2 separate regions of the Homo sapiens genome follow, and region 2 is linked to region 1. Evidence: read pairs that join two places in POLR2A ChIA-PET (ENCODE). Cell type or tissue: GM12878. All regions are shown on one strand. Each heading gives the region's core, and the rest is flanking DNA. Links, peaks and the distances in the headings are about the cores only.

Region 1 (11,356 bases), core at 4,723-7,222:
TTGAGACAGGGGGAGCTGAGACAGATGGAAAGGGTGATGGGTGGGCAGGCACCAACCCCGGAGCACCCAGAGGCCCAGGAAAAGGTGTCAGTCGGGATCTCCGAGTAGTCTGGCCCTGCTCAGGAGAGCACAGCCGCTCTGATGGTGGTGCGACGGTTCCGGACCTGTGGGGCCTCAGCGGGGCCAAACGGCAGGCCGAGACAGTATCGGGGCCGGGAAGGTCACTCACCCCTAAAGGGAGAGGCACCATGCGAGGCCCCTTCCTATCCTATGTGCGGAGACTCACAGGGTCCTTCCTGGTCCTGGGCTCGGGACCGTGAGAGACGCAGTTGGTTCCGAGTTCAGGACTAGGGGTCCCCTTAGATCCTCAGATCCTGCAGAATCCCGGCTCTGCCCCAGTGGGAGCCAAGGCCAGGTCGCCAGAGGGACTGTCCGCCGGCTGGAGGCTGTGTGCAGGACCCACGCCTCCCAGGCTAGCGAGCGGGCAGCGCCCCGGTGCTGCGCTCCCACGGGGCCGGCCCCTGCCCTGCCCTGCCCTGCTCCTAGCCCGCAGCGGCGCAAGTGGAACCGCATCCCGCTCTTTCGTTTTCGTTTCCCGGAAGGATAGCGATTACCGGAGCGCCTCGCGCGCCTGCCCGCCTGCGGAGGACCCGGGCGCACACGCCTTGGCGCTTCTCGAAAGAGATTTCCTCCCACGCGACCTTCCAGTTCTCGGAGCCAGGTTAGGGGTTTGGCGGAGGAGGACTGCGGGGCGCGGGCCTAGGGCCCCAGCAGCCACAGCCAGGGGAGCGCTCAAGACAGAAAGCCGGTGGCTTCCTCACCTCCACCTGTAATGCAGGTAAGAGCCTGGCGGCTGAACACGCAGCGCGCACGCAGAGCCACCTGCTCCCGCATCCTTTCCTCACCACCTAGATTTCCAAACCTATTTTATCAGACCTTTTACCTGGCGGGAATCTCTCTTTCCAACACATTCCTAAACCTCACATCCATCCCTCACTCACTTCCCCTTCCACCTCCAGACGCGGGTCACCGCCCCTGACTCTCTCGGTGTCATACACAGCTCTGAAGGCATCACGCACAGCCCCTGCGGGCCCTTTCCGCAGCCCCCTTACCACTGGTCGCCCCTACACCAACCAGATGTGAGGTCTTTGGAAGTTCGTGCGCCAGCCAGGTCCTCACAGCTGGTGAACGCATTCTCGCAGGGAGCCCCTCTTTAGCAGCCTCTCCCCACTCGCCGGTTTTCTAGGTGCCTCGAGACTGCCCCCAGAGCTGGCGCCCCGTCCCACTCCAAGGCCTTTCTCCACTCCCCTCTCGCCAGGACCCATACCCATTATCAGACCCTTCCCTGGCCTCCATGCTGAAACCCAGGAGTCTGATCCTCAGCAGCTCCGTGGCTGGCGTTTCCCAGGCAGTTACAGCCTCGGAATTCCCCGCTCCTCTTACTTGGATGAGGACAGAGGAGTAGACAAAGAGCCTCCTGCAAGCCTCCTTGGCAAGTCCGAGGCAAGTCCTGTGCCTTGAGCCCCTTCTCCAGCAAGGCAAGCTTCCCTTTCCCCACCAGGAGGCAACCCCTGAGGTCTGATTACTTGGGAAACAGCACCAAAGGGGGACCGGCTGGAAATGAAGTGAGAACGACCCGGAAAGGTGTTGAATCCCCTTTCGCAGCAGCCAAGGCTTCTGGAGTTTGCTTTGCTGGCTCCGATCCAAATTCTCTCTCGGCAGATATCTCTCCTCGGATCCCAAGAGATGAATGTAAAGCTTTTGACAATCCTAGAGTGAAAAATGACTTGATGGAGCTGGTTTCACTTTTCCTTTCCGTGCTGTGGCAGCCTGTGGCTGGGCATGAGCCCGAAGGAGCTTCCTATTCCTACAAAATCCTGCCACTTTCTTCATTTTCTCATCTGAATGGATGAACCCCGTCATCTCTGGGGGCCATGCTGATTGTTGAATTGTAAAGATACAGGCTTCCCGTGGTGAGACCTTAGGATTCAGAAATGTATCCTTATCCTTTCTTTTTCTCTTTTGAAAATAGTGTTTGTTTGTTCTGAGACGGAGTCTTGCTCTCTTGCCCAGGCTGGAGTGCAGTGGCGTGATCTTGGCTCACTCCAACTTCCGCTTCCCGGGTTCAAGTGATTCTCCTGCCTCAGCCTCCTGAGTAGCTGGGATTACAGGCGCCGGTCACCACGCACGGCTAATTTTTGTATTTTTCGTAGAGATAATGTTTCACTATGTTGGTCAGGCTGGTCTCAAACTCCTGACCTCAAGTAATCCACCCGCCCCAGACTCCCAAAGTGTTGAGATTATAGGTGTGAGCCACCGCACCTGGTCTATTTGTTTATTTCTGATTTAAGGTCTTTTGATCCTGGCCCCTCAGGTTTCCTGTGTTGTCCTCACCAGGGATCCAGTGAGGATTCCTAGGCTTTCAGATTTCAATCATACAAGTCTTGGCAGGGGATCCCTCTTGGAGTTAGGCACATGCATGGAAAGCTTGAATTGGAAGGATGTCATTTATTGTGTCCACTGGGTACAAAATGTTGATGGTACTGAGTTGAAGATATACATGGTTCCTACCTTTAAGGTTGATGCAGTCTTCTGGTGGAGATAAACACTCTTTCCCTTCCAAAAAAATTCTTAAGACATTTAAAGATGGCTGAGCCTTCACCAAGATGCTCTTCTTTGACTGTCCTGGTTTTTCTCTCTCTAGGAGGGAGAATTGGCTATTTCTCCTATAAGCCCTGTGGCAGCCATGCCTCCCCTAGGCACCCACGTGCAAGCCAGATGTGAAGCTCAAATTAACCTGCTGGGTGAAGGGGGGATCTGCAAGCTGCCAGGAAGACTCCGTAAGTAGAGGGGAGGAGAAAAGCTGAGTTTTTAAAAGTAAATTTTTATTTTGTTTTAGATCCAGGGTCTTGCTCTGTTGCTTACTTAGGCTAGAGTGCAGTGGTGTAATCATAGCTCACTGCACCTTCAACTTCCAGCTCCTGGGTTCAAGTAATCCTCCCACCTCAGCCTCTCCAATAGCTGGGACTACAGGCACACTGGCTAATTTTAAAATTTTTAGTAGAAATGGGAATCTCAGTATGTTGCCCAGGTTGGTCTTGAACTCTTGGGCTCAAGCTATCCTCTCGCCTCTGCCTCTCAAAGTGCTGGGATTACAGGTCTGAACCACTATACCTGGCCCTTAAAATTAAATTTTTTTTTAAATAAGAGACAGGGTTGCTCTATGTTGCCCAGGTTGTTCTCAAACTCCTGGGCTCAAGTAATCCTCCCATCTCGGCTTCCCAAAGTGCTGGGATCACAGGCATGAGCCACTGTGTCTGGCCAAAATTTTATATATATCTCATACCATAACTTTGTATTGCATAAATATATACAATTATTATTTATAATTTGTCAATTAAAAATTTAATTTTTGCCAGGTGCCAAGATTAACTTACCTTCCCTCTGTTTGCTGTTTCTTTGCTGAGTTTTCTTTAGCTTTTTGTTTGTGATGGAGTCTCACTCTTGCCCAAGCTGGAGTGCAGTGATGTGACCTCAGCTCACTGCAACCTCCGCCTCCCTGGTTCAAGCGATTCTCCTGCCTCAGCCTCCTGAGTAGCTGGAACTACAGGTGTGTGCCACCACACCTGGCTAATTTTTGTATTTTTTAGTAGAGATGGGGTTTCACCATATTGGCCTGGCTGGTTTTGAACTCCTGACCTTGTGATCCACCCGCCTCGGCCTCCCAAAATGCTGGGATGACAGGTGTGGGCCACCGCACCCGGCCAAGGTTAGAAATTTTAACACAACTTCTAAGAAACACTTTCTAATAGTGAGGTTCAAACACAAGACCCACAACTCTCCTCTGAGCCCTGGGAAATCCTATTTCCCTAAGACCAAACTTCCTAAGCTCAGAGGCTCACTAAATATCTATTGAATGAATTAATGAATGAATGACTAGGGATCTTCATCAAGAACACCAGGACCTCCAAACAATGCAGGATCACTTCTGTGGGCCCTTCTGAGATGGTCACCAGATCTTCCTGCACACTTCTAGGGACAGGCATTTCCTCCCCTCTTGAGGCAGCCTATTCTCTGATTGCATAACTCAGGGTGCAGGTCACCGTGGCCTATTTTCTCCTAGATTAGAACTCCTGAGCTACCAGTTCTGTTGCCTTGGGTTAGATTTCCCCAGGAGCAGACCCTAAAACACTGGTGAGGAGTAGGGAGGAAAGACAGAGAAGAGAAGGAAATCCCAAAGGTGTTCTTTTGGTCCAGTTAGCACCACGGGGATCTCTGGGGACAGTGAATCCTAAGTTATTCCAACCAGTGGGTAAGGGGATTATCCACTCACTTCCCTTCCATGACAGCATGAATGCTGTTTCCAGGGGTATTGGCTCTCCAGCATTTCCAAGTTACCCTGTACACTGGCTAAGGGGTTCCTGCAGCCAGAAAAAGCCCAAGGCAGAGTCAGATGGGGCATTCGGCAGCCTTCAGAGTGTGGAGGTGAGAGGCAGGGCCTATGGGCAGGGCCCCAGCAGCATCTTCTATACCTGTCATCTTAGATTCCATGACTCATATTTATTGGAACATCTGCAAATATTCAGACAATACAGTTCTGGCCCTTAGTAAATACCTGACAGTTTTAAAAGATAGGGGATGACAAATGACTCATTTTCCTGTCAACAGCATCCCAAACAAGCAAACTGCTGACACCAAATGAAGATTCGACTTTTCAGCCCTGTTGGGGGTGATCTCAGCCCAGTTTCCTAAATTTCTGGAAGCTGGGTTTCCATCTCTGCCCATCTCTCTGATGTTTATTCCCCGTCACCCACCCCATTCCCTCCCCTACCTCCAACCTCCATTTTAGTAGTCAGGACTGATTTGCCTCAGCAGGAAGTGAATAAACAAAACAGATCTTGTTTAGCCTTGTGAGTTGATGCTAAGAGGAGCACGGAAGTTATTTTCCTGTAGAGCTCACTTTTTTTGTGTTGATTTTCCTGACAAAGATGTGTAGTAAAGCAGTGGAAAGTCCACTCTGAGGACAACCGTGATGTCCAGGGTTGTGGCAAGGGTCAGGAGGTCTACTGGGATGGAGGAGTGGGATTCACGGAGATTCACAACTATGCTTCCCTGTATGGAAATGGGGAACAAAAGAGGATTCTCACCTCCCCATCCCCGGTCCATGGCCATGAGGGTCTGCCCAAGGCCAGAGTGAGTCAGGAGCTATGGGGGGACGCAGCTGCAGGGCAGGGACAGCTGGCAGTGCAGACTCTAGGACCATTTTCAGAACTGGGCTGATATCACAGGGGACTGGGAGGAGGTGATGCACCCTCAAGGGACAACTTGGGAGAATTCTGAGAGGAGGCAGTTCAGAGATGGTCACCACCATGGCCTCTTCAGTGACAGAGAAACTGAGACTCAGGGAGGGCAAGGGTCAACTGTGATGCTAATGGCCAGACTAGGCCTCCAACCCAGGACTCTTACTTCTCGGTCCTGCGTCTCTTCTTTTCCCTGGAGCTTATTCCCCAGAGAAAAGGTCTGTGAACTTCTCACTTTGGATGCAAAGGAAATGAGACTTCTTTGTGTTTTGAAATTGACTTTCAAAGCTCCTAGCTGTAAATAAGCCATGGGAAGAGACGTAGAGTGCCGTGTCCTATATTCAGAGTTGCAAGGAGAGGGATAACACCTCTCTGTGACTCCCTGGAGGTGTAAAGCAGGAGAAATGGGCCTTTGGGAAGCTTGAACAGATTTTGGGTGCCCATGCTGAAGTTCACATCCTTCACATGTGAGAGAGTTCCTGGGCACTTCATTTAATAGATCAGCGCTAACAGTTGTGGCTTCCCGGTATTCCAGACCAGGGCTTCTCAGATTTTAATGTGCACATGAATCTGCTGGGAACCGTGTTGAAATGCAGATGCTGGTTCAGCAGTAGGTCTGGGATGGGGCCTGAGATTCTGCAGATTTCTAATAAACTCCTGGGTAATGCTGATGCTGCTGGCTTGAGAACCACATTTTATTTATTTTCAAAGTGCTGGTCAAGACTTACTAAGGAAGTGAAATCCACTTAGTGGACCAAGATAAATATTTTTAAAAATTGAAATAGAACAACACATCAGAGCGCATTATAAATAGTAAAGGTAGCTGAGATTCGTGACTACTTTGTTTAGGCTATTTTTATATATGTGTGTGGGTACAAAATATTATTTGTTTACCATGGGTTGAGGTCAAAAATGGTTTGAGAAATGCTGCCCTAGATCATGGCCTATGAGAAGCAGGAGATTAGATGGATGTGGGTGTAAAACACCAGAGAGGTGGGGTGGAATGGGAGGATGGAGATTAAAAGCGAGTGTTCTAATTCACTGGAACGTGTGAGTACTGACAGTGACATCACCTGGCAATGAAAAGGAATGTGGCGGTGAGGACCCAAACAAGCAGATGGGGAATTCCAAGAACTATTAATATGAGGATAAAGAACCTCTCCCCTCCCTAAATGCAGGGTCTGGGCTAGACCATATGCATCTTTGTGCAAATTGGAAAGACTCCTCCTTTGGGGAGAAGCCAATCAAAGTCCCAGCTGGATTTCACCTCCATCCTCCCATTCCCCTCCTCTGATGGTATCTTTGTGCAGTACACAACGTGAACTGTATGCACTGGCCCTGCCCCCACAGTGTGGTGATGACCGTAAAGCTTGGTGTGATTACCAAGAAAAGGATTATCGACCAAGACAATGGGGCCAAGCAATGGGGTGACAGATTTAAGGAGTCTCTGAAGACACCATGACACACAATAAACTAAGGACATGATAATTGATAAAACGTAGTCATCATGGCAGAGAAGCAAGCTAGTCTCTCTGTTTTCAGGCTGGGGTCTGATGATCAGCATCCTGATCATCAGAATAAAGGCCATTCATTCGTTGAGTTTTTATTCTTGACGAGGTATTGTGATGAGCATACCGTATTTATTATCTGATTGAATATATTCAGTAGGCATGGAAAGTAGCTTTTTTTGTTATCTCCGCCTTACAGTTGTGTAAACTGGGCCATAGGTGAATTATCTTGTCCAAAGCCACCTACCAGTAAAATGGTGGAGCTGGGATTTGAACCGGCATCCCTCAGACCCCACAGCTGTCATTTGCTTTGAGAAACTGCCTCTAGCCTCAGATGATGATAGCTCCCATTTTTAGGGTACTGGCCAAGCACTTTAACTGCCTCCTGCATTCTTCCTGCAAGGGGATCCTGCAAGGTAGGGAGAAGCCAGCTGTTCATTCTGATTTGGTTGCTAAAGGCTGGTCAGGCTCTGTGGCTCCTGGAGCTCACTAGACCCAGTAAACTGCAGGGGTGTGGTGGGAAGTGGTGGGAAATAGCTTTGGTCAGGTGGGGAGGGGCACTTTGAGGGGTCTTGAAACCAGGACAGAGGGGTTTTGACTTGATGGGCTTGGTAGTTGGGAACAATAGTTTCTTCAGCAAGAGAGTAAAAGGGATGCTGTGGGAAGAGAGGTCCAGTCGGGGTCGGGGTGGGAGTCAGGGGCTGGAGAAGGGGCAGGCAAGGAGGCCCTGGGGGTGACCCCACACTGCTTTGCTCAACTCACTTATTTAAGCAATTTATTTTTATTGAGCAGCTACTATGTGCCAAGCATTGCTATAGGGGCTGGAGAGACCACAGTGACTGAGACAGGCAAAGTCTGTGCCTCCTGGAGCTTACATTCTAGTTGGGGATTCAGTGACTATGTAAAGAAGCGCTATGTCCACAGATAAGGGCAGTGGACGTGATATAGCTGGGAGGTGGAGGGGAGCCCCCACATGTAGCCCTGCTCTGGGAGGAGGTAGGGGACAACAGTGTTGACTCTTCAGGGAGACACCTGAGCCCTCCAATTGTGTCCTGGACAGGCAGCTCCTCTTGCTGCCCCAGCCAGGGGACTCTGTCCATATCTGCCTTGGGAGCTGGGAGTCGGGAGCTGGCCAAGCTGGAAATCCTCAGTTAGCAGGCCACTGGGCCGGGAGAGTGAGGTGACATTTGCCTGGAGTCTTGAGAGACAAAGATGGTTAATGGGAAAGAACTGAAAATGCAATGGATTATTGCCAAGAGAGGGAGAGGCCGGGGGCTGATCTGCAGGTGAAGTCCCACATTCACCTTACATTGGGAAGGGGAGCCCCAGTTACTCTCATCCTGGCAACTGGGTCAGGGAGACTTCTTGAGGGTGATTGACGCCCTAGATAATACCCACCAGGTGTTGGACCCTGTGCCACGCATTTTACGTGTATTACCTAATTGACATTTATAGCTCTATGTGTGTCAAAAAGCACATGCCACATGCCAGATGCTGCTTTTAAATGGGTTATCTGAAAGCATCCTTGTGACAGCCCTGTGTGGACAGTACAATTTTTTTCATCATCCTTGGTTTCACTGATGATGAAACTGAGGTACTGTCATTTAGGTCACATTATTTACAGCTGGCCTGGCAACATCATCTATGCTTTCTGTTGTTGTTGTATGTTTTTACTTTTTTTTTTTTTTTTGAGATGGCGTCTTGCTCAGTCACCCAGGCTGGAGTGCGGTAGCTTGATCTCAGCTCACTGCAACCTCCACCTCTGGGGTTCAAGTGATTCTCCCGTCTCAGCCTCCCAAGTAGTTGGGATTACAGGCACGTGCCACTGTGCCTGGCTAATTTTTTTATTTTTAGTAGAGATGGGGTTTCACCATGTTGGCCAGGCTGGTCTCAAACTCCTGACCTTATGATCTGCCTGCCTTGGCCTCCCAAAGTGCTGGGATTACAGGCATGAGCCACCACGCCCGGCCTTCTTCTTTTTCTTCTTCTTCTTCTTCTTCTTCTTTTTTTTTTTTTAAGAGACAGGGTCCCACTCTGTTGCCCAGGCTGGAGTGCAGTGGCAATATCATAGCTCATTGCATCCGTGAACTCTTGGGCTCAATCCCTCCCTCCTCAGCCTTCTGAGTAGCTGAGACTATAAGCATGCACCACCATGCCTGGCTAATTAAAAAAAATTTTTTTGTTTGTAGAGTCAAGGGTCTAACTATGTTGTCCAGGTTGGTCTCAAACTCCTGGTTTCAAATGATCCTCCCTCCTCTGCCTCCCAAACTGCTGGGAATTATAGGCCTCAGCCACCACAACAGGCCAGGAATCACAGTTTTGAATTTTCAGGCTGACGCCTCCAATATGGTGAACTAGGGGAACTACACAAAAAATATGAGTTCAGGTACAATGCAATTGGCGGTTGACACCCTAGCCGCGGAAGCCCTGGCTGGCTGTGGAGGCCTGCCCTCGACCCCTCAGGAATCTGCCCATCGTGTGGCCTCCACATTTTACACTAAGTCAGCTTTCGGCGTCTCATGTATCACCAGACTCATCTCCCATCGCGGCTCTAAATTCCTATCTTCACCAGCAAAGCATCCTTTTCCCTGCACTCCTGCTATTAAATATCTTATTCTTCTCTGATGGTACATTTCCCTGACTATTGAGGTGACATGTCTTGTCACATGCTTATTGGTGGATTTGCTGTGCCACAGGGGATCTCACCTGGCAGCAATTTTGCTGCTCCTTTCCCCCCGGGGACATTTGGCCGTGTCTGGAGACATTTTTAGTTGTTAGAACTAGGCTGGCATTGAGTGGATAGTGACCAGGGTATTCCTAAACATCCTGCAACACACAGGATAGGCCTTCACAGCAAAAAATTATCAGTCCCAAAGAGTCAATAGTGCTGAGGTTGAGAAATCCTGCTTTGCTGGGATTGCTGGAAAGATTTTTTTTGTCTTTAAAAAAATCAATTTACAGATGCTCTTGACCTATGGTAGGCATTAACCTTTTATCTGTCATCTGCATTGCAAATATTTCCCTGAAATCTACCCTCTTTTAGTTTTGTTTATGGTATCTTTTGCAGCAAACACAGAAAATTAATGTAGTCAAATGTGTGTTTCGTTTTTATTACAGCCTCTGCGTTTCCTGTCATGGTTGAGGTCCTCTCTGCTCTTATTGAGTGCATTTGGTTTTTGATTTCTACTTCTATTAAGATTTGTATTTTTCTATTCTTTATGCCTTTAATCTACCTACAATTGATTTTTGTGAATGTGAATGGTGGGAGGTGAGGACCCAAATGTATTTTTTTCCAGGTGGAGAGTCAGGTTTTTTTTTTTTTTTTCCATATTAGATTAACTATCCTTTCCCTCTGAATTAAAATCCTGCCTCTGTCATGTATTAACTTTACAAAATATACATACACACATAGGCACGCGTGTGTGCGTGCATGAACACTTACTTGCTCCTGGGCTCCACCTTCTTTTCCAATGATACTTGCCAATCTTAGCATAAGACCATTTGATCTTAGTTACATGGCTTTGTCACATGCAGTACCACAGAGGCCAGTTCTCACATGTATTCTTTTTTCCTGCCTTAAATAATTTTTTTGGCAATTTCAGACATGTACTCTTTTCTCTTACTCATTTTTAGGTCCCAAAATAGAAGTAAAGGAAACCTTTCCTCACTCTTAAACTGGGCTCTAGCTCCTTGCTTTCTGTTTTCTCAGCACAGTGAACGTTCCCTGTGTGCCGTCGGGAGGACTATCGTTAGAGTTATTGGTGGTGGGGCTCCTCCCTCCTGCCAGCCTGGTTCTGTGCCGTGTCCCTAGCCCTGCACAGTGACTGACACAAGCTGGTACTCATTAGATATTGGCTGAATGAATGAACAAGGAAAGATGCAGATCTCCTTTGTTTTAAATGTTAAAATTAAGTTCATTTCCTGTGTTGCTTTGAGTATAAGGGAGCAGAGGCTGGTCTGGTCTTTATCATTGCCAAGGTGTGGCCTTGGACAGTTGCTTCTCTCTTCTGCCTCAACTTTCTTACCTGTAGAACTGAACCCAGTGAGCTCTGAGTCTTTACACCAGTGCAGTCATAAAATAGGATTTAAATTTATGTATTTTTTTGATACAGGGTCTCACTCTGTCACCCAGGCTGGAGTGCAGTGGCGCAATGATGGTTCACTGTGACCTCCCGGGCTCAAGCGATCCTCCCACCTCAGCTTCCCAAGTAGCTGGGACCACAAGTGTGCATCACTATGCCCGGCTAAATTTTCTTTTTTGTATTTTTGGAGAGACGGGGTTTTACCAAGTTGCTCAGGCTGGTCTCAAACTCCTGGGCTCAAGTGATCTGCCCACTTTGGCCTCCCAAAGTGCTGGGATTACGGGTGGGAGCCACCACGCTCAGTGTATTTTAAATATTTTTTGCCCACAAAGGCAAATGTGTCAAGGGCTCATGAAGTCGTAACGTAGCCCTGCTGAACACTATCCAAAACTTGGCATTAGGAGCGTAGCAGTCCCAGGCAAAGTGGAAACGTGGGGAGAATAAGCAGCCACTTGTCTGGCTACTG
Region 2 (11,356 bases), core at 6,997-9,496, 230 kb before region 1:
ATATTCTCCTTCTATTGAGTAGCAACACAATTCATCCTCTAAACAAAAAATGCTAATTATACTTTGCTAAAACATATCTCCAAATATGGATTTAATAAAATGCTTTTCTCAAAAAAGAAAATAAAAAGGGTCCTGCCATTTATAAGTAGATTGCTTCTTTCAAAAGGCAAATGCCAATAAATGACACTTCATCCTGGAGATGTGTAGTCCACCTGTTCTGTGCCCCTGAGCCACCACCTGTTGCCAATGTGTCTGCAGCCAACAGGGCTAGTCCTAGTAACACGGTGCCCCACCCCACACCACTGCCCCACCCTGATACTGAAACTGCAGCTGATGGGGTAATGCTCTGAGCTGCCCAGAGGAATGAGGCAGACAAGTCCTGCTGTGGCCTGGAAAACCCTCAAAAGAGTCAGTGCAATTCTCAAGATCACAGGTATCTGCCTGTTGCTCAAGAGTCCCAACCTGGCCACAGTGAGGGTAGTGAGTGATAGAACAGGGGAAAGGAGACAGCCTGTGGCGCTGGCTCGGGCACAAACCACTGGTGAATCAGACCTGAATTGATTCCTGGAGCCAAGTACTGTTTGCCATCTGTCTGAGGCTTTATCTGCCAGGGAGATGGGCAAGTGGCCAGAGCCCTCTCAGGGTGAGGGGTTGAACAGCCAGGCTCCAGCACACTGCCATACCAGATGTCATGACTGGTCACTCAGAAAGGGCACCGGATGGGGTGGCAGGAGGCCGAGCCCCTGGAGATGGCCCCCCTAGGCTCCCTGAGTCTCAGCCACCCCCTCCTCCTCCCTGGGCCTCAGGCTCTTCATCTGTAGCATGAAGGTGTGGGCAGTATAAGGACTTTTCCCACTATGGCTGCAGAGGGCTCACAGGCACTTGGTTGAGTTGAAAATATATACAGGTCTAACAATTTTTAAGTTTTCTGTTTTTTCCCCCACATAAAACCTATTCAACCAAATGCCTATAAACATGTTGGGGTGATGTTCTTCTGACGTCTGTGCTTCTAGGTTGTTTATGGGATGGACCTTCCTATCCTGTCACCTCGGGGATTGCAAAATAAAGTGTTAAAAAATGTTACCATTTGCACTTCTCTATTCAACCAAAATAACAGAAGGAAATTGGATTTCTCTTGTCTTTATGAGCCAATATTATTAGAACCTATACTTTTTATAGCTATACCATTTTTAGCTGTTTTCTGTATTCTACATAAGATTTCATTCCAAAAACTTTAACTATGTTTAAAGTTTGAAAATCACCATCCCTGGCTGGGCATGGTGGCTCACGCCTGTAATCCCAACACTTTAGGAGGCCGAGACAGGCAGATCACCTGAGGTCAGGAGTTCCCGACCAGCCTGGCCAACATGGTGAAACCCTGTCTGTACTAAAAAAGCAAAAATTGGCCGGGCGCAGTGGCTCACGCTTGTAATTCCAGCACTTTGGGAGGCCAAGGCAGGCAGATCATAAGGTCAAGGAGATCGAGACCATCCTGGCTAACACGGTGAAACCCCATCTCTACTAAAAATACAAAAAATTAGCCGGGCGTGGTGGCGGATGCCTGTAGTCCCAGCTACTCAGGAGGCTGAAGCAGGAGAATGGCGTGAACCCGGGAGACAGAGCTTGCAGTGAGCTGAGATCGCGCCACTGCACTCCAACCTGGGCGACAGAGCAAGACTCCGTCTCAAAAAAAATAAATAAATAAAAAATAAAAATTAGCCAGGCGTGGTGGCAGGCGCCCATAATCCCAGTTATTCAGGAGGCTGAGGCACGAGAATTGCTTGAACCCGGGAGGCGGAGGTTGCAGTGAGCCGAGATCACATCACTCTACTTCAGCCTGGGAAATAAAGTGAGACTCAGTCTCAAAAAAAAAAAAAAAAAAAGAAAAAGAAAAAGGAAATCACCATCCCTGATAATCTCTAAGGTCCCTGTAGCTCTGACATTCTACTAGTCTACCTACCATTCTAAAGCTCTGAACAAATTCATAGGGTTTTAAACCTGTCAACATGGAACCTTTTAGTTTCCTGCCTTTGTTTTTATGCACTTGGCTCTTCATATATCCAACTTCCTATCCAAATCCCATTCTTTCAGCACTTCAGTAAAACCCCTTCCTCACAAAGCACTTAACATGGGTCTTGGATCTAAGCCTTGGTTTCAAAATAGGGTAACAGAGCCTCCCTCAAGTGGTTAGGTTTAAGTGAGTAGGTAGTATGTATATGTAAAATGTTTAGCAAAATGCTGATACATAAAGCTCAAGGATCAGTAATTACTGTTATGATTATCTTTGTTAATGTGTTATTATTGTCATGGTGGAAAAGTCAGTGCAGACTCAATTCCCTGAAGAGATGTGCAACCTCAGGCAAAAAGTCTGGCCCATTCTCGATGGTGCAGTACTGCCTCCTAGTGGGTAGCTGGGCATTTTTTTTTCTTTTTTTTTTTTTTTAGACTCCTGTCCCCCAGGCTGGAGCGCAGTGATGCAATCACGGCTCACTGCAACCTCAATTTCTCAGACTCAAGCGATCCTCTCACCTCAGCCTCCAGAGTAGCTGGGACAACAGGCACGTGCTACCACACCCGGCTAATTTTTTATTTTTAGTAGAGACAAGGTCTTGCTATGTTGCCCAGACTGACTCCTGAGCTCAAGCAATCCTCCCACCTCTGCCTCTCAGCCCAAGTGCTGAGATTACAGGCATGAGCCAGTGCGCCCAGCCAATTTTTTTTTTTTTTAATGACTGTCACACTGGCCAGGGAGGTTAACTGGCTGTAGGGTGAAGAGGACAGAGATATTAAATGTCTGGCACACAAAGAATTGCCCATGCCCACAGGACTGAATCCATTACAGGTATAAAATATAAAAAGTGCTTTAAATTTTTCGAAACCTGGCTGGGCACGGTGGCTCACGCCTGTAATCCCAGCACTTTGGGAAGCTGAGGCAGGTGAAATCACCTGAGGTCAGGAGTTCAAGATCAGCCTGGCCAACATGGTGAAACCCCGTCTCTACTAAAAATACAAAAAAAATTAGCTAGGCTTGGTGGCAGGTGCCTGTAATCTCAGCTACTCGGGAGGCTGAGGCTGGAGAATCACTGGAACCCAGGAGGCAGAGGTTGCAGCGAGCCAAGATCGCGCCATTGCACTCCAGCCCAGGTGATGGAGATTCCATCTAAAAAAAAAATAAAAATTCAAAAGCTGGGGAACTTAGCACAAGAAAACATTATGTGCACATTTCACATATAGACATACCTCAGATATATATGGGTTCAGTTCCAGACCATGTCAATAAAGCAGGTCACACAATTTGTTTCCCAGTGTATATAAAAGTTATGTTTACATTGTACTGTAAGTGTGCAAAAGCATTATGTATTTAAAAATGTACAGGGGCTGGGCATGGTGGCTCATGCCTGTAATCCCAGCACTTTGAGAGGCCGAAACAAGTGGATGGCTTGAGCCCAAGAGTTTGAGACCAGTCTGGGCAACATGGTAAGATCTCATCTCTAAAAAAATACAGGCCAGACGCAGTGGCTCACGCCTGTAATCCCAACACTTTGGAAGGCCGAGGCAGGCGGATTACCTGAGGTCAGGAGTTCGAGACCAGCCTGGCCAACATGGTGAAACCCTATTTCTACTAAAAATACAAAAATTAGCAGGGCATGGTGGTGGCTGCCTATAATCCCAGCCACTCGGGAGGCTGAGGCAGGAGAATCACTTGAATCCAGGAGGCAGAGGTTGCAGTGAGCCAAGATCGCACCACTGCACTCCAGCCTGGGTGACAGAATGAGACTCTGTCTCAAAAAAAAAAAAAAAAAAATTAGCCAGGCATAGTTGTGTGGGCCTGTAGTCCCAGCTATTCAGGAGGCTGAGGCAGGAGGATCACTTAAGCCCAGGAATGCTTACAATCATATAAGCCTTCAGCCACATAACCTTGCTGGTGGAGGGTCTTCCCTCAGTGTTGATGGCTGCTGACTGATCAGGATTGTGGTCGCTGAAGGCTGGAGTGGCTGTGGCAATTTCTTAAAATAAGACAATAATGAGGTTTGCCGCATTAACTGACTCTTGTTTTCACAAGATGTCTCTGTAGTATCTGATGCTATATGATAGCATTTTGCCCACAGTAGAACTTCTTTCAAAGTTGGAGTCAATGCTCTGAAACTCTGCCATTGCTTTTTCAACTAAGTTTATGCAATATTCCAAATCTTTTGTTGTCATTTCAACAATGTGTGCAGCACCTTCAGCAATAGATTCCATCTCAAGAAACCACTCTTTGCTCATCCATTGAAACAAGTCTTCATTCGTTCAAGTTTTATCATGAGATTACAGCAATTCCGTCACATCTCTACGCTCCGTTTTTAGTTCTCTTGCTGTTTTTTCCACCACATCTGTCATTACTTCCTCCACTGCAGTCTCAAACCCCTCAGTCATCCATGTGGGTTGGAATCAACTTCTTCCAAACTGCTAATGTTGATATTTTGACCACCTCCCATGAATCGCATGTGTCGTTAATGACATGTAAAGCAGTGAATCCTTTCCAAAAGATTTTCAATTTACTTTGCCCAGATCCATCAGAGGAATAAATATCTATAGCAGTATAGCCTTATGAAATGTATTTCTTAATAAGACGTGAAAGCTGAAATGACTCCTTGATCCACCGGCTGCAGAGTGGATGTTGTGTTTGCAGGTATGAAACTACTAATCTCCCTGTACATCTCCAGCAGAGCTCTTGGGTAACCAGGTGTATTGTAAATGAGCAGTAATATTTTGAAAGAAATCTTTTTTGAGCAGGTCTCAATAGTAGGCTTAAAATATTCAGTAAACCTGGCTGGGCACGGTGGCTGACACCTGTAATCCTAGCACTTTGGAAGGCTGAGGCAGGCGATCACTTGAGGTCAGGAGTTCAAGACCAGCCTGGCCAACACGGTGAAACCTCACCTCTACTAAAAATACAAAAAATTAGTCGGGCGTGGTGGCAAGCGCCTGTAATCCCAGCTACTTGGGAGGCTGAGGCAGGAGAATCGCTTGAACCTGGGAGGCAGAGGTTGCAGTGAGCCGAGATAGCACCACCGCACTCCAGCCTGGGCGACAGAGCAAGACTCCTGTCTGAAAAAAAAAGAAAAAAAGAAAAAAAAACAGTAAACCATCCTATAAACAGATGGGCTGTCACCCAGGCTTCGTTCCATTTATAGGGCACAGGCAGAGTAAATTCAGCACAATTAAGGGTCTTGGGAATTTCAGAACAATAAATGAGCATTGGCTTCCACCAGCTGCCTCAGTCCTCAACGAGTTAGCCTGGGCGGGGCATAGAAGCTCCACGCCTGCAATCCCAGCGGAGTTCAGGAGTTTGTAAAGATGGGGTCTCACCAGACTGGTCTCCTGGGCAACATGGTGAGACCCAATCTCTACAAAAAAATTTTTACAAATCAGCTGAGCATGGTGGCGCGTGCCTGTGGTCCCAGCTACTTGGGAAGCTGAGGCAGGAGAATCGCTTGAGCCCAGGAGGTTGAGCCGTGTTTGTGCCACTACACTCCAGCCTGGGCCACAGAGCAAGAGCCTGTACCAAAAGCAAAACAAAAAATCAAGAGTAAGACTGTCCTTTGAAGCTTTGAAACCAGGCGTTGGCTTCCCCTCTCTAGCTATGAAAGTCCCAGATGGCATCTTGTTCCAATGGAAGGCTTTTTTCTACAATGAAAATGTTTAGTGTAGTCACCTTCATCCATTATCTTAGGTAGATCTTCTGGATAACTTGCAGCTTCTACATCAGCACTTGCTGCTTCACCTTGCACTTTTTGTTTTTTTGTTGTTGCTGTTGGTCTTTGTTTTTGTTTTTGTTTTTGAGACAGAGTCCTGCTCTGTCACCCAGACTGGAGTGTAATGGTGTGATCTTGGTTCACTGCAACCTGTGCCTCCTGGCTTCAAGCAATTCTCTCCTGCCTTGGCCTCCCAAGTAGCTGGGATTACAGGTGTCCACCATCATGTCCGGCTAATTTTTGTATTTTTAGTAGAGACGGTGTTTTGCCATGTTGGCTAGGCTGATCTCAAACTACTGACCTCAGATGATCCGCCCACCTCGGCCTCCCAAAGTGCTAGGATTACAGGCCTGAGCCACCATGCCCAACCTGACTTACATCTTATAGCACACTCATATCTGATATTTACATACAGAACGTTTATTTTATAAACTGCTTTTCTTGTATTTTTATATTATTGTTAAGGCTTTGCATTTCTATAATCCATATAGAAAATGGATCTCACTTCAGAAGAGTCAAGGGTCATTACCAATTTTTTTTTTTTTTTTTAACAAAAAAGGGGCCCATGTCTGATAAGTCAAGACCACTTGTCCTCTCTGAGCTTCTTGAGTAATGGGAGATAATTCCAACGTCACAAGGTTGATGAAAAAAAGCACCATTCATGTGCCTGGCATCTATTTATTCCACTTCAGTTTTCTTCCTATCTGGTTGTCTACTTTTGCTCTCCTACACCTTGCTCAGGGGATATCCCCAGTACTGGCAATATGAGTGTGTTTAATAAAGGAGCAAAGGAAAGCATTTTCTGGTGACAAGTCTCATCTGGCTGTTCGGTGACACCAAGGCACATGCCCAGGAAACTGGTAGTTTCCAGTCTGGCACCACAGCCTCTAGAGAAACAGAACCAGGGCACCTTTCCCAGCAAGTTTATGGAGAAAAAACAGGGATGGGCAGGTATCATCAGGAAGCAGGGTCCCAGGCTGAGGGCAGAGATGTGGCTTGTTTCCCTATCTAGGGATGCCTGGGGGGAATTAGGGTAAAAAGGCAAACAGCAGGTCAAGGTAGCTTATTTGGGCCAAGGTTGAAGACTGCAGCCTGAGACACTTCCAGGTTGCCTTGGAGAGTATTCCAAAGGACAGGCTCAACTTTTTACAGAAAAAAGGATGAATCAGAAGACGGGTGATTACAAAAGTTGTTCGTCAGGAATTCTCATTGGTTTACAGAAATAACACTGGTTAGTGATTGGCTATCCACTGTTGAATTACAGGACAATGGCATTTTATGGCTACTTGGCATCACAGTCTAGAACCCACATGGCAAGTGACTTCAAGAGGTAATTATTTAGCTCAAGGAGGGAGTGAAGACAGGACTGCTGTTAAATGCCTCTCTGGCCCTAATAATTTAAAAGGAATCACATTCCTCAGATTAAAAGGTGTTTTTCTTCCTTAAGACATACTGGGTCAAAGTGACAAACTGCACTTCTGTGGTATCAGAAACAGACTTTAATCTTGACTGCCCAGGCCGTAGTGCAGTGGCGCGATCTCAGCTCACTGCAACCTCTGCCTCCCAGGTTTAAGTAATTCTCCTGCCTTAGCCTCCCCTCCCCAGTAGCTGGGATTACAGGCGCGCTCCACCACGCCCGGCTTTTTTTTTTTTTTTTTTTTTTTTTAGTAGAGATGGGGTTTTGCCATGTTGGTAAAGCTGGTCTCGAACTCCTGACCTCAAATGATCCGTCCACCCGGGCCTCCCAAAGTGCTGGGATTACAAGCATGAGCCACTGCGCCCAGCCCAAGTTATTGGTTTTCTAAAGCTCCCCGTGATTCCAATGTGCAGCAAAGGGGAGAGAAAACACCATGAATACCCTGTGAAGTATATTGTTATCCCCCAACTTTTCAAACAAGGGAACTAAGAAAGTGACTTGCCCTCAGCACACAGCCAAAAAAAAAAAAAAAATTTGAACTCAAGAAAGCCTAATTTGAAAACCTATTTTAAAACAGCTATCTAGCAGTTTTAACCCACACCATCTTTCCTACCTACCTATCCCTTCAGAATCCCCTTTCTTAACATATGCCCATACTCCCTTATCCACAAATGTCCCTCTTGACCTTGGACCATTCAACTCAGTAGTCCCCCTTCCGCACTCTTCGAAATTGGACAGATTCAAAAGTGGTTGAGGAGGAGCAAGGTCAGCGGAAGCACACTCACAGCAGGCAAATTAGGGTAATTTCTGCCTGCCCAGCACCCAAAGGAGCCTTTCTTAAGCCATTACCTGAGTGCTTACTGCATGCCAACACAAGCCTGCACAGAACACCTATTATTTACTGAGCAGTGTGCTATGCTCTGTGCTGAGTGCTTTACTTGCATTACACTATATTCTTGATATTAACAATAGGGGATAGGTGCTTCCTATTATCACCATTTTAAAGATGAAAAAAATGAAATCCCAGACATTACACAATTGGCCCAAAGCCACAGAGCTGTAAGGAAGCAAGGATTCAAATCTGGGCTGCTATTTCCAAGCCTGACGGCCTTAACGTTACACTGCTCCCTATAACAAGCCCTGGATTTGCTGTTGAGGCACCAGAGCCCTGCTCTGCCACTGTGTCCCTGTGTGACCTTGAACAAATCCACTTTCTTATCTCTAAACTAATAAGAATTTGGACTATCGACTCTGAAGCCCTTTCCAGTTTATCTACACCTGGTCCTGTAACCAAGTTTATAGTTTCAGCTCCATTACCACTGGGCTGCGAAGTTAGACAACTTGCCAAGCCCCTCCGAACTTAAATCTCTTCCTCAATAAATGGAGATGATCACATTAACCTTACTACTAACACCCTTTTGAATCATTTTATTCCTGTCAACTGCTGTCATACCCAAGAGCTGGCAGTGGCTCAGGTACCAGTCTTGGATGACAGAGTAAGTAAAAACCTTTCCTTCCACCCACTTCTGTTGAGAATTAATCAAAATTACTTGAGGAAAGGAATGGAGCTTTCTTCCAGGTCAATAGACTGCCAGCTGCTGTAGAGAGCTTGTTTTTGTTTTTTGTTGTTGTTTTTGAGACAGGGCCTCACTCTGTCACCCAGGCTGGAGTGCAGTGGCACAATCTCAGCTCACTGCAACCTCTACCTCCTGGGCTCAAAGCAATCCTCCCACCTCAGCCTCCTCAGTAGCTGGGACTACAAGCACATACCACCATGCCCAGCTAATTTTTGTACTTTTTGTAGAGACGGGGTTTTGCCATGTTGCCCAGGCTGGTCTCCTGAGCTCAGGCAATCCACCTGCCTTGGGCTCCCAAAATGCTGGGAAGAAAAAGAGCTTTAATTACCAAGTAAGTGATCACTTAAATTTGTCTACTTAACTTCGACCACTATTTTTTCACCAGCAACTCAGAAATAAGACACAACAGTCTCCTAACTTGGGCTATCATTTTTAAACAAGAGCTCATGAATCTCTGGAAGAAAAAAAAAAGAGACACACAGAGAAAAAAAAGGTTTGTATACTTTTCTCTGTAAAACTGAAAAGTCCTCCCTGTTTGATGTTTTGGGTTTGTTTTTTTTTTTTGAGACAGTTTCACTCTTGTTGCCCAGGCTGGAGTGCAATGGCACGATCTCGGCTCACTGCAACCTCTGCCTCGCAGGTTCAAGCGATTCTCCTGGCTCAGCCTCCCCAGTTGCTGGGATTACAGGCATGTGCCAACATGCCCGGCTTTTTTAAGTAGAGACAGGATTTCTCCACGTTGGTCAGGCTGGTCTCAAACTCCCGACCTCACGTGATCCACCCAACTTGGCCTCCCAAAGTGCTCGGATTACAGGTGTGACCCACAGCACCTGGCCTAAGGCAGATACTTTCAATGATTCAGTTCTTAGCCCTCCTTGTCAGTGTGTTCATACTCCAACTTACAAAGCACGTGACTTCTTCCAACCTCACTCTTTGAGGCCAATTTCATGTCAAATGGATTGCTATATATTGCCAACTGAAATCTAACCAAGACTGCCAGCTCAGTAAACCTGTCCTCATTAAACTCCAAGCAGCTAGAATGAGCGAGCCAGCCATTCATCAATGCACTCTAATACTCCCAACTTCTTGGCTTTCCTGTCAGTGTTAAAGCTGGACAAGTTATCTTATACACGCTTGTTCAAATACATGGCTAAAGGAAAGTAAAAAAAAACCAATCAGATTTGGACCCACTTCAAACTTAAATAAACCCTTTTATCTCTAAATCCTAGTGCAGTTTACATTCTCAACTGTTTCTGGCTCTAAACCCCTATTTCATGATTAAGGCATTTATTTCTTCCTCTTCACCTCAGATTGGTTAGTCTCTCCTTATCATTTGAATGTGAGCTCTGGAACTGGGATGGCCAGTTGCAGTGGCTCATGCCTATAATCCCAACACTTTGGGATTACAGCCAAGGCTGGAGGGGTCCTTGAGTGCAGCCTGGGCAACAGTGAAATACCATCTTATAAAAAACAGCCTGGGGCGGGGCGCAGTGGCTCACGCCTGTAATCCTAGTACTTTGAGAGGCCAAGGCGGGCGGATCATGAGGTCAAGACATCGAGACCATCCTTGCCAATATGGTGAAACCCGTCTCTACTAAAAAATACCAAAAAATTAGCCAGGCATGGTGGTGCGCACCTGTAGTCCCAGCTGCTCAGGAGGCTGAGACAGGAGAATCACTTGAACCTGGGAGGCAGAGATTGCAGTGAGCTGAGATCACACCACTGCACTCCAGCCTGAGTGACAGAGTGAGACTCCGTCTCAAAACCAACCAACCAAAAAGAAAACTGGGGTGAAAATGAATTGTTAAAGGTCAACAGCCTAAACTTGCACTCCAGTCAAACACAAATATTATATAGATTTTTCTTTCTAGATATTGAGCTGGTGTTGTGATTTATCACTGTATCCCAGTCAGTGTTTGTATCATGGACTTTTGACATGTAGGAAAATTATGAAACAATTAAATGACAAATCAACATTCCAATTTGTATTTGTAAAATACTTTCATTGAAAACATGGGTAGTTTTATCTAAACTAAAAATAAATGTCATTATGAGATTCTGGTGGCAGCCAGCCAGCTGGATGAGGTTTTTTAAAGTTACCAGCTGCCTGAGCTTAAGATTTAGAATTGTTTCCCAAAGGAGTTATTCTTTCAAAAATGAAACTTCTAGGCCGGGCACGGTGGCTCACGCCTGTAATCCCAGCACTCTGGGAGGCCGAGGCAGGCGGATCACTTGAGGTCAGGAGTTCAAGATCAGCTTGGCTAACATGGTGAAACCCTGGCTCTACTAAAAATACAAAAAGCAGCTGGGCGTGGTGACACGCGCCTGTAGTCCCAGCTACTCGGGAGGCTGAGGCAGGAGAATTGCTTGAACCCGGGAGGCGAAGGTGGCAGTGAGCCGAGATCGAGCCACAGCACTCCAGCCTGGGTGACAAAGAGAGACTCCATCTCAAAAAAAAAAAAAAATACATAAATAACATTAAATAAAAAATAAACTTCTGTATCTCAAGACTTACATAACATTTTTTTAAAATATTCAAATATTTCCTTCTCCAAATGACCAATATAAACTTCACATCTCCACCCCACCCCCTCCCCGACCCCCCATTGCCACTGCCCAGCTCC

Evidence for each region. Peaks named below come from ENCODE experiments on the same cell type or tissue, not always from the same donor. Only the 100,000 strongest peaks of a DNase experiment are listed, where the experiment ranks them.
Region 2: POLR2A ChIA-PET joins it to region 1 with 6 read pairs; 4 of 35 experiments call an interaction of 5 or more read pairs at or near these places.

Annotation. Positions count from the first base shown.
Region 1 is chr6:36,377,018-36,388,373 of GRCh38, reverse strand. ETV7 (ETS variant transcription factor 7) reads left to right here and starts at 705. Exons shown (of 8, transcript NM_016135.4): 1 at 705-838; 2 at 2,705-2,840. The coding sequence starts at 833. It overlaps ETV7-AS1 (ETV7 and PTX1 antisense RNA 1), which reads right to left and starts at 1,754. Exons shown (of 2, transcript XR_926758.3): 1 at 1,444-1,754. RefSeq lists a silencer at 475-684 and an enhancer at 811-1,634. In GM12878, for the core only: no CTCF peak of the experiment used is centred there; a DNase peak (open chromatin) is centred at 6,223; H3K27ac peaks cover 2,165 bases.
Region 2 is chr6:36,606,379-36,617,734 of GRCh38, reverse strand. No RefSeq gene overlaps it. Among named protein-coding and RNA genes, the nearest start is that of MIR3925, 10 kb to the left of the region's middle. RefSeq lists an enhancer at 2,621-2,670 and a silencer at 4,377-4,577. In GM12878, for the core only: no CTCF peak of the experiment used is centred there; a DNase peak (open chromatin) is centred at 7,950; H3K27ac peaks cover 257 bases.